4 separate regions of the Homo sapiens genome follow, and all the other regions are linked to region 1. A link is a contact called in ENCODE Hi-C or POLR2A ChIA-PET data. All regions are on one chromosome and are shown on one strand. The core of a region is the stretch at or near the end of the contact, and the rest is flanking DNA. Distances in the headings are between cores, read along the strand shown.

Region 1 (3,423 bases), core at 329-2,828:
CTCTTCACAATAAACCTTGCTACTGCTCACTCTTTGGGTCCCGGCCATCTTTAAGAGCTGTAACACTCACCGCGAAGGTCTGTGGCTTCATTCTTGAAGTCACTGAGACCACGAACCCACTGGCAGGAACCAAGTCCAGACACAATGTTATGCAAGCTTTCTAGACCCTTTCTGTAAAATGGGTATAATAATAGTATCTAAGTCATGGGGATTTTGTGAGGATTAAATGAAATGCCTGTTAAGCATTTAAAATGCCTGGCACATTGAAAGTTCTTTTTGGAGACAAGTCTTGCTCTGCCGCCCAGGCTGGAGTGCAGTGACATGATCTCTGCTCACTGCAGCCTCTGCCTCCTGGGTTCAAGCAATTCGGTGCCTCAGCCCTGAGTAGCTGGGATTACAGGCATGCGCCAACACGCCCACCCAATTTTTGTATTTTTAGTAGAGATGGGGTTTCACCATGTTGGCCAGGGTGGTCTGGAACTCCTGACCTCAGGTTATCCTCCTGCCTCGACCTCCCAAAGTGCTAGGATTACAGGTGTGAACCACTGCCTTTGGGCCAAAAGTACTTAATTCTTATTGATGTCCACATTCAACAATTACTAGGTTTGTTTTTTCTGCATCCAGCTGCAAATGATCTTCAAAGTTGTGAACTCAGGAAATCTCAGAGGCGTTTATAGGCTTTCCAACCAGAGATGATATTTGTAATTCAAAGAAGTAAATAGAAATCCTTAAGAGAACCCCTTTCAAGCTAAGTTCCCATCTAATATGGAGTGGTGGCTTCGAATGATCCTTTTGGCTTATCTTTTTAAGTGTAAGAATTTTTGATGAATCACACTTCGTACCTATTTGGTCACTTTCACCAAAGTACAAAACCAGTCTGCCACCAGAAGAAATTTAATAACCTTGAGACTCAGAGAAGCAATGCTGCCTGATTGGTGGACAGCCAGACCAGTGAGGGTCAGACGTGGCTCTTCGGCTCCGGACACGGGAATGTGGTGGAAATGAGATCCTCCAGCGATTCTAAGGAGTGTTTTGTTCTTCTGGCTTAAGAGAAGGGCAGAGGACAGAACCAAGGGGAAAGAGAGACAGGCCCAGCCATTGTCTGACGTGAGGCACGATAACACATTAGAGGGCTGGTTTAGCAAAGGGCAAGGTAGAGTTGGCATTAGACGCGCTTGCAAAGGGAGGCGGGCAAGAGCTTCAAGACGCGAATGACACTTGAGCAGCCTGGGCTCACGTCTGGTAAGGTTTACGCCGCCTGTTCCCGCCATCTGGCAACTCCCTCCCAGAAGGGTGAGTTTGGTTCTTGGCAAATCCCCTTCGGACACACAAGCTCTTTTATTAAAATATAACCCCACTAACAGATTGCAGACTAGGCACAGAAGCCCCAAAGCACCCCCAGAGACCGCAGCAGTCCCGCCCCGCCGCCCCCGGATCCGCGCGGCTGCCAGAAGCTCCCCTCCCCCAGATCTTGGCCCCTCCCTGAGGCGCGCGAGCGTGTCGTCGCCCGCTCCCGGCCAATCAGGGCGCGCGACCAAAATAGCGCCATATAAAAGCTGGATGGCGGGCGCGGCCGGTGCAGAGCCTCGCGCTGGGGTGGGGTTGCGCGCGCAGGTGAGGGGGGCGGGGCCGGCGCGACCGGCGGGGCGGGGCGGACACTCCCACCGCGCACCTGCTTCTGCCTGACGTGTACCCGGAAGGTCGTCAGCTCAGGCTCCAAATATGTAACAGTGAGTTTCTAAGTGAGTCACACGGACGCGGTTGGTTTCCAGTGAGGCATAACTCATCGCTTCACTCTTCTCAACGGTTCCCTCTTCGGAAGGAAGCGCAGTCCGCAGCGTCGTCCGAGGGCGTGATCGCCTGCGTCGCACCCGCGTCTCCAGTGGCCACCCCTTGTCCTACAGGAACGCGCATCTGCTTAGCAGGCGCTGAGCCCTTGAGGAGGCCTAAAATGAATGAACGCGGCTGTGCCTCCTGAGCAGGCTCACAGTTGTGGGTGGGGGACAGAAGGGTGTCCATGCCTAAGGTCGACGGCGATAAGACAGACGTTCTTCCCAGGAGGAGATCAGTTCCAGGTGGGAGGCATTTCTAGGAGTCACCTTTCTCCGAGGAAGTGACCTGAGCTGTAGGAGGTGGAATCACAAAGGCTTTGGTGCCCTACACACCTGGGTTTTAGCCTCAGCTTGAGTCACTCACCCAGTCTGTGACGCTGAACACATCAGGAAACCTCAAACTTTCCCCATCTTTAAGATGCAGATAATAGCCGGTCACCATGGCGTGTGCTTGTAATGGCAGCTACTCGGGAGGCTGAGGCAGGAGGATCTCTTGAACCTGGGAGGTGGAGGTTGCAGTAAGCCGAGATCGTGCCACTCACTCCAGCCTGGGCAACAGAGCGAGACTCCATCTCAATAAATAAATAAATAACACTACATGACTGATAGCATATTTTTGAGGAGCATCTCTCCCCCTCCGTGCTTGGGTTTAATCCCCCCTTCCTCTCTCCCTCCCTCCCTTCCTCCCTTCTTTCTTCCTTCGTTACGTTTCTCTTCATTTCTTTTTTTCTCCATCATTCCTTCATTTTTCTTATTTTTTCCTAACTGATATAATTTACACACAATAAATCGCACAGAAATTAAGAGGACAGCTGGGTGAAGTTTTACATATGTATACACATGTCATTAGCCCCTAGGTCAAGATCTAGAACATTTCCATCACCCCAGGTTTCCAACTGCTCCTTCCGGTCAGTAGTACTTCCCCAGAGGTAACCACTATTCATTTGGACTTAAATTACCAAGTATGAGTTGTGTCTACTCTTAAACTTCATGTAATTGCAATCAAGCATTATGCTTTATTCCAAACTTGTCCAACCCGCACAGGCCACGGTTTTGAATGTGGCCCAACACAAATTTGTAAACTTTCTTAAAACATTGCGAGATTTTTTGTGACTTTATTTATTTATTTATTTTTTTGAGACAGAGTCTCTGTTGCCCAGGCTGGAGTGCAGTGGTGTGATCTCGGCTTACTGTAACCACCGCTTCCCAGGTTCAAGCGATTCTCATGCCTCAACCTCCCGAGTAGCTGAGATTACAGGCTGGTGCCACCACACCTGGCTAATTTTTGTATTTTTAGTAGAGATGGGGTTTCACCATATTGGGCAGGCCGGTCTCAAACTCCCGACCTCAGGTGATCTGACCACCTCGGCCTCCCAAAGTGCTGGGATTACAGGCATCAGCCACCGCGCCCCGCCATGTGATTTTTTTTTTTTTTTTTTAGCCCATCAGCTATTGTTAATTTTAGTGTATTTTATGTGTGGCCCAAGGCAATTCTTCCAGTGTGGCCCAGGGAAGCCAAAAGATTGGACACCTTTGCATTTCTGTTTTTTTTCACCCACCGTAGTGTCTGTAAGATTCCTCCATGTTATCA
Region 2 (3,423 bases), core at 535-3,034, 1.8 Mb before region 1:
TTCTAGGCTTAGGAGGAGAGATGCGAGTCTCAGTTAAGGCATTGGTAATGGGAATGGAGGCTAGTCTGTATTTCAGGAATGGTCAGATGATGTTTATAGCCAGCATCTGGTAAGTGCTGATTTCATTCTCATAACAACCATCAGAGCAGACTGTCGTCATATACATGAAGAAGCTGAGGCCCAGAGATGCTAAGAAACTTGTCTAACTTCTCCAAAGCCACTGCTTGGAGGAGTTAAATTTAGTTCTGTTTAGTGTTACCTGAGTCCATGTTTCACTTCCTATTTCTCTCTAGATTTGGAGGAAAAAGCAGTTCTGAAATTGTAAAATTTCTAGCCTGGTGGCTTTTGCTTTCATTAAGGAAGGAGGGAAGAACTTGTCCATTAAATGTTGGTACTCCTGAAGGTTCTGTTTTAGGCTCTATCGTCCTTTGTGATGCCTTTTTATGATAAAACTCAGTCATCCACGCTCACTCAACTGTCATCTAATTGCCTGCGAATCCATGTTCTTTAGTCTCCTGCAACTTGTGCCATGACCTGTATTTCCTGCTGCCAGCGGGTCACCTCCGCGGATATACCACAAGCATGTCAAATTGCCGAGGACACAACCATGCCATTCATTCTTCCCACCAAGCCAAAAGAAAATCTGGGTGTATCTGGACGACTCCTGTCTTCCCCTTCATATGCAGCCATTATGTTTCTAGAGCTAGAACCATCTGAAAATCTTAAGTCCTTTAGGGTTTTTTCGCCCCCTGCCTTTCTCTTTTAGCAAAGATAAATAAAAAGTGAAACAAATTGGCACAACTTGGAGGATGAAGAAGTAGCAAAAGACAAAGCTGTTAGAGGGATAGGAGAAAGTCATTTCAGGAAGGAGGGAATAGACATAACAAGCAAATTTGCCGTTCAGGAAATGTTTTATTTAAGAAAATTAATAATATTTAGAAAATAAATTGGATGGAAATAAATTTTTAACATTCCTTCTCTGATGAAGAACTGACCTAAAATGTAGTTAGTTCTTTATTCTTGCTTTTTAACCTTGTAGATAACATCATGTTAGTCATTTACCCCCATACAAGTTGAGCACTCTGTAAGGGATGTAATTTAAACATGTCTCAAAACCAAAAACCAGTCCATGGGCAGATCTTTTTATTGCGATAATATATAACTACATAACTGTAAATTGGAACCTAAAAATATATATTTAATATGAAATTAATTTTTTTTAATTAACCCAAACTTTAACTTTTTTATAAGGGGTTGTGTTTGAATGCTTTAGCCACTAGGCATGTGTTTTTCTTTCTGATGCTGTTGGAGCTATAAATAGTAGGTAGAACTGAATGAGATGGCATCACATAAACAACAGCCTAGCTTGGTCATTTCTCCTACTCAGATCGCGAGTCAAAATATTAAACAGTGGTGGTTTCAAACTATATGTAATTTCCTCAAAATTATGCTTCTCTAATATTTTTTCCATCGCTTTTTCCTCACCAAAGATTTGTTACCTCTCCCCTTATATAACTCTTGGTCATAACTCAATAAATTATTTTTTTAAGGAGTGGTACGTGAGTTTATGCTGTACGTGGTTTCTTTGGCTGATCTACTTGAGTCCTTAATTTTCTTACAAAAAGTAACCTGGAACTTATGGCTAGAAACGATACATTCTTACAATATTAATGGCCGAAGGAACGTTACTTCTTTGCAGAATTCGATAAAGAAATGAGAAATTCGGGGACCCGGAAACTTTTAGCGCTTGCCCTGAACAGCGGCCCGGAATCTCCCGCCCACCCGTCCCTGCCCGGATGCCTGCGCGGCGGCGGCGTCCTTCCCTCCTCGGCTGCGCTTTTACTCTTGGTCAGGGCCCGCTTGAGAGAGGGGGATTTTAGAGAGAGGGTGTGAAGGACGCAGGACCGCTTTCAGGCCGCCAGCTCTCAGGCCTCGCTTTCCGGTCCTCACTGCGCGTCCACACCTCGCCTTGGTTTCTTTTGTTTTATTCAAGCCCCGGCCCCGCGGTACAGCGGGGAGACTCGCCCGCGCCCACGGAAGAAGCCGAGCTCCTCCGAAGGGAGAACCAGTGATTCCACGGACCCCGGAATCCCCCGGGAGTGGGACCACCAGGCAGCGGGCGGAATTAACCCTGCCGCGGAGGCGCTGGGCGAGGATGAGGGCGGCGAGCGCGGAGGGGACCGAGTCACACAGCAGCCCGGCGGCCTCTGCCGGCAGGCCCCGCTCGCTCCTTTCGGCCCGACCCGGGCGGGGGTTCCGGTGCCGCCCTCCCTACCCCGCACGTAGGCTCGTGGGGGCGGGGACAGGGGGACGAAAACAACCGCGTCCTCAGCCTGACTGAACAGGCTCGGACTCCTCCGACGGCGCCGCGCCGCGCACAGATGAGCCTTTGTGGGACCCCGCGGAAGGAGGCGCCGGCCGCAGCCACATTCCTTTCCGGGCAAGCGCGGCCGCCGCCTGCAGGCACCGTCCGCCCCGCGCGCCCGCAGGCTCCTCCTGGAGGCGGGAGGCGGCGGCCGCTCGCACAGCGTGTTTTCTAAAGTTTCTGCTGACACAGCTTCGCGTACACATGAGCCGGCGCGGCCAGACTCACGCAGGCACCGAGTGTTTCCCCTGCGCCGTCTCGCGCCGCCGCCCCGCTACCTCGCCGCGCGCCCCTAACCTCTGCGTCCCGCGTGGCGCGCCCAGCGCTTAAGGTTTTATTTTTCCCCTACTTCCTTTGGTGCATCTCTTTCCCCCTCTCAAAACCACCACCCAAACTTAAAGGCTGGATGAGTTGGAACCCGTTCGCGTAATTAAAACGAGTGGCTGACGGTGGAAAAGCCAGGAACTACAGACGAAGGACGCCAGCAGGGCCGCGGAGCCCAGGCCGCCAAGAACAGGGCGGGGAGGCGGGGCGGGGCCGCGGAAGGGGGCGAGGTGGAGGGGCGGGGCCGGCGGGAGGTGGGCGGGGCGAGGCTGGCAGGCCGCCGCCATTGGCTGTTACCCGACGCACCGAGGCTGGGCGGCTTAGCCAGGCACTTGGATTCTATTTGTGTAATAGCTGCTTCTTGGAGCCAAGTGCATGCTCATCAACCTTCCTTGCTGGGAAAACCAACTCACAGCATTTTTTAAAAGCCGAGAAACGCCTAGGCTTGTAAAGTTTCATCTCCTGCCTGTGCTTTCCTGTTCTTAATTAAATGCTGAAGAGTCTTGTCGGGATATTACTTTTCATCCTGTCTCTGCCATGGAGACTTTGGGATCACTGGGTGGTCTCTTGGTCACTTGCAGGTGTTTTAGGTAGGATGTTGCAATCTGCAATCTAGGAACATTTGACGACTTTTTCAAGTAAGCTAAACAACACATGAAACTATAGTAGATTAACCAAGACATGCATTTAATCCAACTAGTAGCAATCAGCGACGGCCACTTTGGTTTTACACT
Region 3 (3,423 bases), core at 504-3,003, 1.3 Mb before region 1:
CCCATGGACAGGGCTGCAGGGAGCAAAATAGAAACCTTACTTGAAAATAAACATGAAGATGTTCATGATAGAGTTATTTATAATAGTGTAAAGGAAGTAGAAGCAATTTCTATGCATACCAGGAGGGAAATGGATACACGAATTACACTATACGTCTATGATGAATTACACTATACCTTTCCACTCATGCAGGCACAGGGTGGTGGCCAACTCAGCTCTAAAGCCAATGGCTCTAAAGTCATGCCCACGGAAAGAGGCAAGTGACTGATTCTGGAGTGAATTTTTGCTGCACTTGCTGGGGAGCAAAGCTGTCCTGGAGAAGAGCGTGTCAGCCAGGAAGCGGGGCCGACTGTTGCCACATCAGTTGCCTACACAACAGCTACAGTACACCTTCTTCAAAAGCCTGTGGGGCAGCAGGTGCCCGGCTGAAGACCACTTATCCCAGAGAGATGGCCAACCACCACGTCCTCGTGAATCACCTTTGCAATCTGCTTCTGTAAACGCCACGTTGTTAGAACGTCTTAAAATATTGATATCAAAGATATCTAATGGCTTATAAAAGTTATCCTTATACAATTTCAATGAAAATATGCAAAATACAAAATTGGATGTACATTGGGATCTTAATATATATAGGAATTATAAGGAAATATAAACAAGTTTTTTTTTGTGATTGGACTGGCAAGTAATTTTAGTTTTTTTCTCTGTACGTTTCTGATATTCCCTATGATGAGCATGTGTTACCTTTATAATTAGAAGAAAAAAAATCAGTAAATGTCATTACATAAACTCTAGCATTAATAGATATGCATTCAGCAAACATTTATTAAGCAGTACTTCTTACTCATTGCCTTGGCCTTGGCAAATCACGAATTCTCTCTAGGGGCTTTGTGTTTTCATCTGGATAATGGGATCCCACGGCCTTGCCTGACTCACAGAAGCATTATGAGGAACGGATGCATTAACCTGAAGAAGCTGTGAAAATAGCAGATTGCTTATCCAAGCACAACATTATGAGGCGTGGCGTGTCTAATCACGAACCCACTAGAACATGAGAAAGAAGAAATTGAACAAGACTGTAATGAGTTGTTTGGAATGGAAGCCCATAAGAAACTAAAACCAAAAAATAGTCAGCATTTAAATGCAGAGTGCAGAAGGACATTTCGGGGAGCCCAGGTCCTCAGAGCGTGGGGGTGTTAGCTGCCCTGTGCAAGGCGGTCCTTTATTGGAAATCGCCTCAGAGAGCATTGCTGAGTGTGGCTTCTTGCAACTACACCTGAGAACGACATTCACTCTGCTTCATTGAAAACAATCTATCCCGTGTGTGGAAGAAGCATGCCTTGCTGGGGTCAGGGCCAGGGACAAAGCTCAGAGGCCATGCTGAGTTTTCATCAAACACCTGCTGAGCAGCTGGCACGTGCCAGGACACGGTCTAGGCTGAAGGCTGCCATCGTAGTGCAGAATAGAATCCCGTGGAGGTTGGAAATGTTTACCTGCTTGCTTTTTTTCTTACCGTGTGTATTATTTTCAGTAATAAAATGTATACATATACAAGTGAGCACCTTCCCCTGGAAATTCTGACTCAGCAGGTAGAGTGTCCGACGGGCGCGCATGTGAGACCTGCTGTCCCGGCGCTCAGATACACATGGGGGACAAAAATGACAAAGCAGCCACCCTCAGTTTATAATTAGGAAACAGAAACTATACACGCACACCTGGCACAGAGCAGGTGCTCTCACCCAGACCTCTTGAATTGTTGAGTTGAATTTATTTATTTATTTGAGATGGAGTTTCACTGTTGTCACCCAGCCTGGAGTGCAGTGGCGTGATCATGGCTCACTTTAACCTCCACCTCCTGGTTTCAAGTGATTCTGCCTCCACCTCCCAAGTAGCTGGGATTATAGGTGTGCACCACCACACCCGGCTATTTTTTGTATTTTTTGTAGATAAGTGGGGTTTTCACCATGTTGGCCTCCCAAAGTGCTGGGATTACAGGTGTGAGCCACTGTGCTGGGCCCTGAATTTAAAAGTTAAACGCAGAATACATAGATGTTCTCAGAGGGTTAGATACTTTTTTTCCCTTAGTATCTGAGGTTTTTGTGGGTTCAGTGAGAAACCTGGGTGTTTATAACATATAAACAAAATGATTTCAGTTCCTCAACTCACACAGCTTTTCACAGGGAAGGGGCAGAAGATGCAGCTTGAAGGTATCCAGAAAACATGTGTGGGGCAGTCAGACGGAGCAGCTGCAGCCTGGGGGCGTAGGGGCTGTGGGGACCTGCAGTAGCCTGGTTGGCAACCATGAGAAGAGAGAGGAAGGGCCTATAAGTCAGTCCATCTGTGACCACAACACCCACAGCCCTGGGCAATGAAGGGCAGAAGTGGGGACCAGGGATGCCCAACTGGGGTTTAGCCGTGAGAACAGCTGGTGCAGCCTCAGAGAAGGCGCTGCAGAAGCTCCCAGGGTGGACGCTGGGACTCCTGGGCCAGAAGCTCTGTGAGCGTGGCGAGGGGTCTCTGCCTTGTTCCGCTGTCCCTGGCTGGCCCCTCATTTTCTGTTGGTGGGGCCAGGGCTGCTGCTGGGCTCTCCATGCGATTCTCTAGGCAGATTTGGGGTGGGGGCTCCCGAGAGGGTCTGTGAAGACTACCACTTCTCCAGGTACAGAGAGGGAGGGGACCCTAAGCTGCTGCCTCTCGCTGAGGTCAGCAGACACTCGATGAGCCACCTGAGCAGCTCATTCGCAGGCAGGTTCCAGGCCCAGTCCTGAGCTCACCACCCAGAGTCTGTTGGAGACAGGACCTGGGAATCTGCATCTAGCACAGTAATGTTTGAGAGTCACTGACTTAAAATATCCTCACATATATAGGGAGCGTTTTATGTGTGTGAAGTGTAGTGCTGTGGAGAGGGGCAGCCTCCTCAGAAAATGGAGGTTGTGTCAGCTAGGAAGCTGCTCAGGACAACGGTTCCCTCCCGCCTCCCACCGCCCCCCAAGCACCCACTGTGCCCAGGTCAAGGAAGAACCTAGAACTCCCCAACCCCACCCCTGCCCTGCAAGAGCTGTGCATTCCTGACAAGAGGCTGCCCAGGAGGTGAAAGGGAGCAAGGCGGCATGGAGGCTGGGGCCATGTGGATGTAGGGTTCATGGTCTTCCTGCGGTAAGAAGCCGGCTCCACAAGGGCCTAGTGTCTCCCAGGCACCCGGAGCTGGGCTGGACTCCTGGAGGTGGTAACTAAGGCAGAGTCCTTGCTCCCACTACAAGCCTGGAGGCTGGAGGGGAAGGCAGCCAGGTTGACTCAAGGGCCTGGATGGCAGAAGTACTGGCCAGGCCTGCCCTCCCAGGAAACACCACGGCCACCGCTTAGCAATGCTTCCTGGAAAGGCCCCTGCCCGAGCTTGGCCTGCCTGGGCGTTAAGCGTGCCTC
Region 4 (3,423 bases), core at 278-2,777, 1.1 Mb before region 1:
AATGGGTCAGGCGCAGTGGTTTATGCCTGTAATCCCAACACTTTGGGAGGCTGAGGCTGGTGGATCACTTGAGGTCAGGAGTTTGAGGTCAGCATGGCCAATATGGTGAAACCCTGTCTCTAGTAAAAATACAAAAATTAGCTGGGCATGGTGGCGGGCGCCTGTAGTCCCAGCTACTCAAGAGGCTGAGGTGTGAGCTTTGAGTCCAGGTGGTTGAGGCTGAAGTGAGCCATGATCATGCCACTGCACTCTAGCCTGGGCAACAGAGGGAGACCCTGTCTCCAAATAAATATAGAAATAAATAAGAAAAATAAATAAAAGTTTAATGATATAAACTTACAAATTGAATAGATTATACTAAAAACAAAAGTAATAAACACTTAAAGCTCATCACTTCCTAGTGATCTACACTTTACTATTACCTATGCCATCAAAGTTTGTTTTTTTTGTTTGTTTGTTTGTTTTTTGTTTTCTTTTTTAGATGGAGTCTTGCTGTGTTTCCCAGCTGGAGTACAGTGGTGTGAACTTGGCTCACTGCAACTTCCACCTCCCAGGTTCAAGCAATTCCCCTGCCTCAGCCTCCCGAGTAGCTGGGACTACAGGCGTGCACCACCACACTGGCTAATTTTTTTTATCTTTTTTTCAGTAGAGATGGGGTTTCACCATGTTGGCCAGGATGGTCTCAATCTCCTGACCTCGTGATCTGCCCACCTTGGCCTCCCAAAATGCTGGGATTACAGGCGTGAGCCACCACGCCCGGGCCATCAAGGTTATTTACATCTGCGTGTCTGAGTGGAGGAAGCATTATATAACCCTGTTCTGCTGCACATCTCTTTCCACCTCTGCGTTCAGTGACTTCTTACTGACAGCTGGAAATTGGCCATGGGGGCAGTATTTACACCACAGAAATTGGCAAATGTACATTTCAGGACTCTTCTTCCAGAGAGCCTGTTGTGCACATTTACTAGCACACCATTAAAACCAGGCCACAGGGTGTCACCATCCACATTTCTCCCCCAGAGAGTGTCCAAAGGTTCAAATCGCAAAGTAGGGAGCTCAAGTCTGAGCCAGAGTGGCCTCTATCTCAATCAGTCTGGTGAGGCTGGTATAGCAGAGCTGGGGTGACAGCCAAGCGTTTAGACAAGGACAGTTCTTAGCCTCAGGAGATGCCAGTGTCACAGCTTCAGATAGCTCTCTGTCCAGGTGCAGGTGCAGGACCAGCCAGTGAGGGTACAGAGGATATGGGGACTGGGAGGAAGTAGTTTCCGGTTGCCTGACCTGACATTCAGGGCTGGATTTGAGGCCCAGAAGAAATCTAGGATCAGGGCAGACGCCAGCTGGTGGCCTGGTCACCTACACTGGCCTGGGTGGGGACAGGGAGTTGCACAGACTGACTCCCTTCCTACTCCCTCATGGAGAAGGGTCTTCAACACCTTTGCAGGTCCTTCCCATTGCCCCAGGCCTGGCTGATGCAAGCAGGTAGGGAGCGAGAGGGCAGGCTGGGGAAGGCAGTGTCTGGCAACACAGCCGGGGGAAAAGAGATTTATTTTACAACAACAACAAGAAGACTAATAAAAATAATTTTGAAAAAATCTGATGGATAACATGAATCACCCTCGTATGAATCACTAGTTACACTTGGTGGTGTACCAAGGAGAAGGAGAGAGCTGTGGGAGTCAGGGTGCATTGTCTGCAGAGAATTTAAAAATAGGAAGAAAAACACTGCAGTGGTCTGCTTTCTATTATCGCCATGTGTGGCGATTGTAAACAATGGCAGACCCACCCCCACACCACTGGTTACACCCCAGACATGCATTTTTGCCTGTGTTCTAGGTAATCAGTTGATTGTATTAGAACAGCTGACACATTCTTCTTTAGTTCCTTTTTGTGGCATTAGTTTCATAGAATCACTTATTTTGGGGGAATTGGAGGCATGTCTTGTTTTTCCATTCAGACAACAACATGTATCAAGCGGTCTATGATGTGCTGTCTGTCAGTTGCACTTGGAGTTCAAGAGCATTCTTAAAGACGCAATTTGTGTTTTGGAAAAATGGGTAGAGAGCCTTGTTTTGTGTGTGCGGTCAAATAAGTCAGAAGTTGGTTATGAGTCACCACTCTCCTGCTAGTCTAGCATTGTACCCTGCACAGCAAAAAGGGGTTGTAAGCATTAAAAGGGGGCTTTTGAAAAAGCACAGGATATGGAAAGGCGGCCTAGAAGCAAGTTCTGGTGCACGTGAACCGTGTGACCTCAGAAGCCGCATCCCACTGAGCTGTTCTGAGCCTCGGTTTCTCCATTGGTAGAATGGGGCTAATAGTACCTGACCAGCTGTTCCCAGGCTACCGCCAAGGGCCCGTGGAAGCAGGTGCAGGAAGGGATGACGCACACGTGAGCTCTTAAGACAGCTTCAGTTCCTCAGGATTCAAGAAGGGGGAAGGAGAGCCCAGGGCCAGCACATCTGGGGAGGTTCAATATAGATTTAGGTCTGGAATTTCCATTTTCACTGCAGATATGTTGTGCTGAGAAAAGTTCGAGGGCATCAGAATGAAAATTGGAACTTGAGAAACTGGATGAACGTCGCAGCAGGAAGGGAGCCGGGCTGGAGCTCTCTGGAGTGGGGCGCACCGCAGGGAGCACGGCCAGAAGATGGGAGAGGTCACAGGTGGGGCCGTGCCTCTCACAAGCTCAGGGTGCCCTGTGGGGCCGGGAGGGGCAGAGTACAAGCTCAGGGTGCCCTGTGGGGCCGGGAGGGGCAGAGTAGGTCTAGAAGCCGCTCTGGGGGCAGTGCCCCCACCATCACCTGCCAACTGGCAGATCTGATTGTAGCCAGAAGCCTCTTCTCTTTTCACTGGGTTCGTTGCAGTTTTCAAGCGTGCAGTTCCTTCTATGAAGGAAGGTGGTAGAAAGCCTATGAATCCCACCAAAGCTTCCAAAGCAGATGGCCCTGTGGCCTATTTCTGGTTCATTGCTGTAGGGGAGGAAAGATAATTTTTTCTTCGGCTCTCATAAATTCTTAGTTGGAATGTACCCCTGTAACAAAAGACAGGTTAACAGGAGAAAAACAAAAAGAAGTTTAGTATCATGTATATTTAATATGCACATGGAACAAACAGAAGTTTAGTATCATGTGTATTTAATATGCACATGGAAGATACCAGGGAGAGATGCCTTTGAATTCCAGCTTAGACAGTATCTTCAACAAAGAACAGCTAATATTTAGAGAAGTGACAAGGAAAAGGAAAAGGAAAAGGACTCTGAAGAGTGTCCCGGAGCCCGCTGTGGCTAGGGAGGATGCAGTGGGGGTTGGGGGAAGTATTTTTTAAAATATTTTAAAAATAAAAGCAGAAAAGGATTTCGAGTCTCTAGGGGGCAGCAACTTGGGGAGAAGCAAACAACTGGCAGAGGAAGGCTGCTCGGTGAGGCTT

Evidence for each region. A loop is a pair of places that touch in the nucleus more often than their neighbours do. ChIA-PET counts read pairs that join two places held with the same protein, here RNA polymerase II (POLR2A). Pooled maps may share reads with other maps.
Region 2: a loop to region 1 is called in a map of CD8-positive, alpha-beta T cell, with 17 times the contacts of the local background. The contact joins the enhancer-like site here to the promoter of LINC02901 in region 1. A Hi-C loop is called at or near these places in 1 of 168 maps with a recorded cell type or tissue (CD8-positive, alpha-beta T cell) and 5 of 50 pooled maps. POLR2A ChIA-PET finds 5 or more read pairs at or near these places in 1 of 52 experiments (activated T-cell).
Region 3: a loop to region 1 is called in a pooled map, with 9 times the contacts of the local background. The contact joins the enhancer-like site here to the promoter of LINC02901 in region 1. A Hi-C loop is called at or near these places in 2 of 37 single-sample maps with no recorded cell type and 2 of 50 pooled maps. POLR2A ChIA-PET finds 5 or more read pairs at or near these places in 1 of 52 experiments (activated naive CD4-positive, alpha-beta T cell).
Region 4: a map of CD8-positive, alpha-beta T cell shows a loop between it and region 1 (11-fold over the local background). The contact joins the enhancer-like site here to the promoter of LINC02901 in region 1. A Hi-C loop is called at or near these places in 4 of 168 maps with a recorded cell type or tissue (B cell, CD8-positive, alpha-beta T cell and naive thymus-derived CD4-positive, alpha-beta T cell), 5 of 37 single-sample maps with no recorded cell type and 12 of 50 pooled maps.

Annotation. Positions count from the first base shown.
Region 1 is chr6:158,868,236-158,871,658 of GRCh38, forward strand. LINC02901 (long intergenic non-protein coding RNA 2901) reads left to right here and starts at 1,579. Exons shown (of 3, transcript NR_160980.1): 1 at 1,579-1,742. RefSeq lists enhancers at 553-1,225, 1,226-1,898, 1,799-1,968, 1,899-2,572 and a silencer at 1,399-1,718.
Region 2 is chr6:157,019,252-157,022,674 of GRCh38, forward strand. The region is part of intron 4 of ARID1B (AT-rich interaction domain 1B); the gene reads left to right. Among named protein-coding and RNA genes, the nearest start is that of MIR4466, 240 kb to the left of the region's middle. RefSeq lists silencers at 2,115-2,634, 2,935-3,024. Within about 2 kb of position 1,785, at least 40 of the 41 ENCODE cell types and tissues checked have a DNase peak (open chromatin) inside an H3K27ac peak, as active enhancers do; they include CD8-positive, alpha-beta T cell, where a contact is called at or near this core.
Region 3 is chr6:157,559,898-157,563,320 of GRCh38, forward strand. All of the region lies in intron 2 of ZDHHC14 (zDHHC palmitoyltransferase 14), which reads left to right. Among named protein-coding and RNA genes, the nearest start is that of MIR3692, 32 kb to the left of the region's middle. RefSeq lists enhancers at 1,511-1,640, 1,918-2,891, 2,001-2,080, 2,201-2,280. Within about 2 kb of position 1,754, at least 6 of the 41 ENCODE cell types and tissues checked have a DNase peak (open chromatin) inside an H3K27ac peak, as active enhancers do.
Region 4 is chr6:157,759,409-157,762,831 of GRCh38, forward strand. No RefSeq gene overlaps it. Among named protein-coding and RNA genes, the nearest start is that of SNX9, 62 kb to the right of the region's middle. RefSeq lists enhancers at 2,983-3,423, 3,412-3,423. Within about 2 kb of position 1,528, at least 10 of the 41 ENCODE cell types and tissues checked have a DNase peak (open chromatin) inside an H3K27ac peak, as active enhancers do.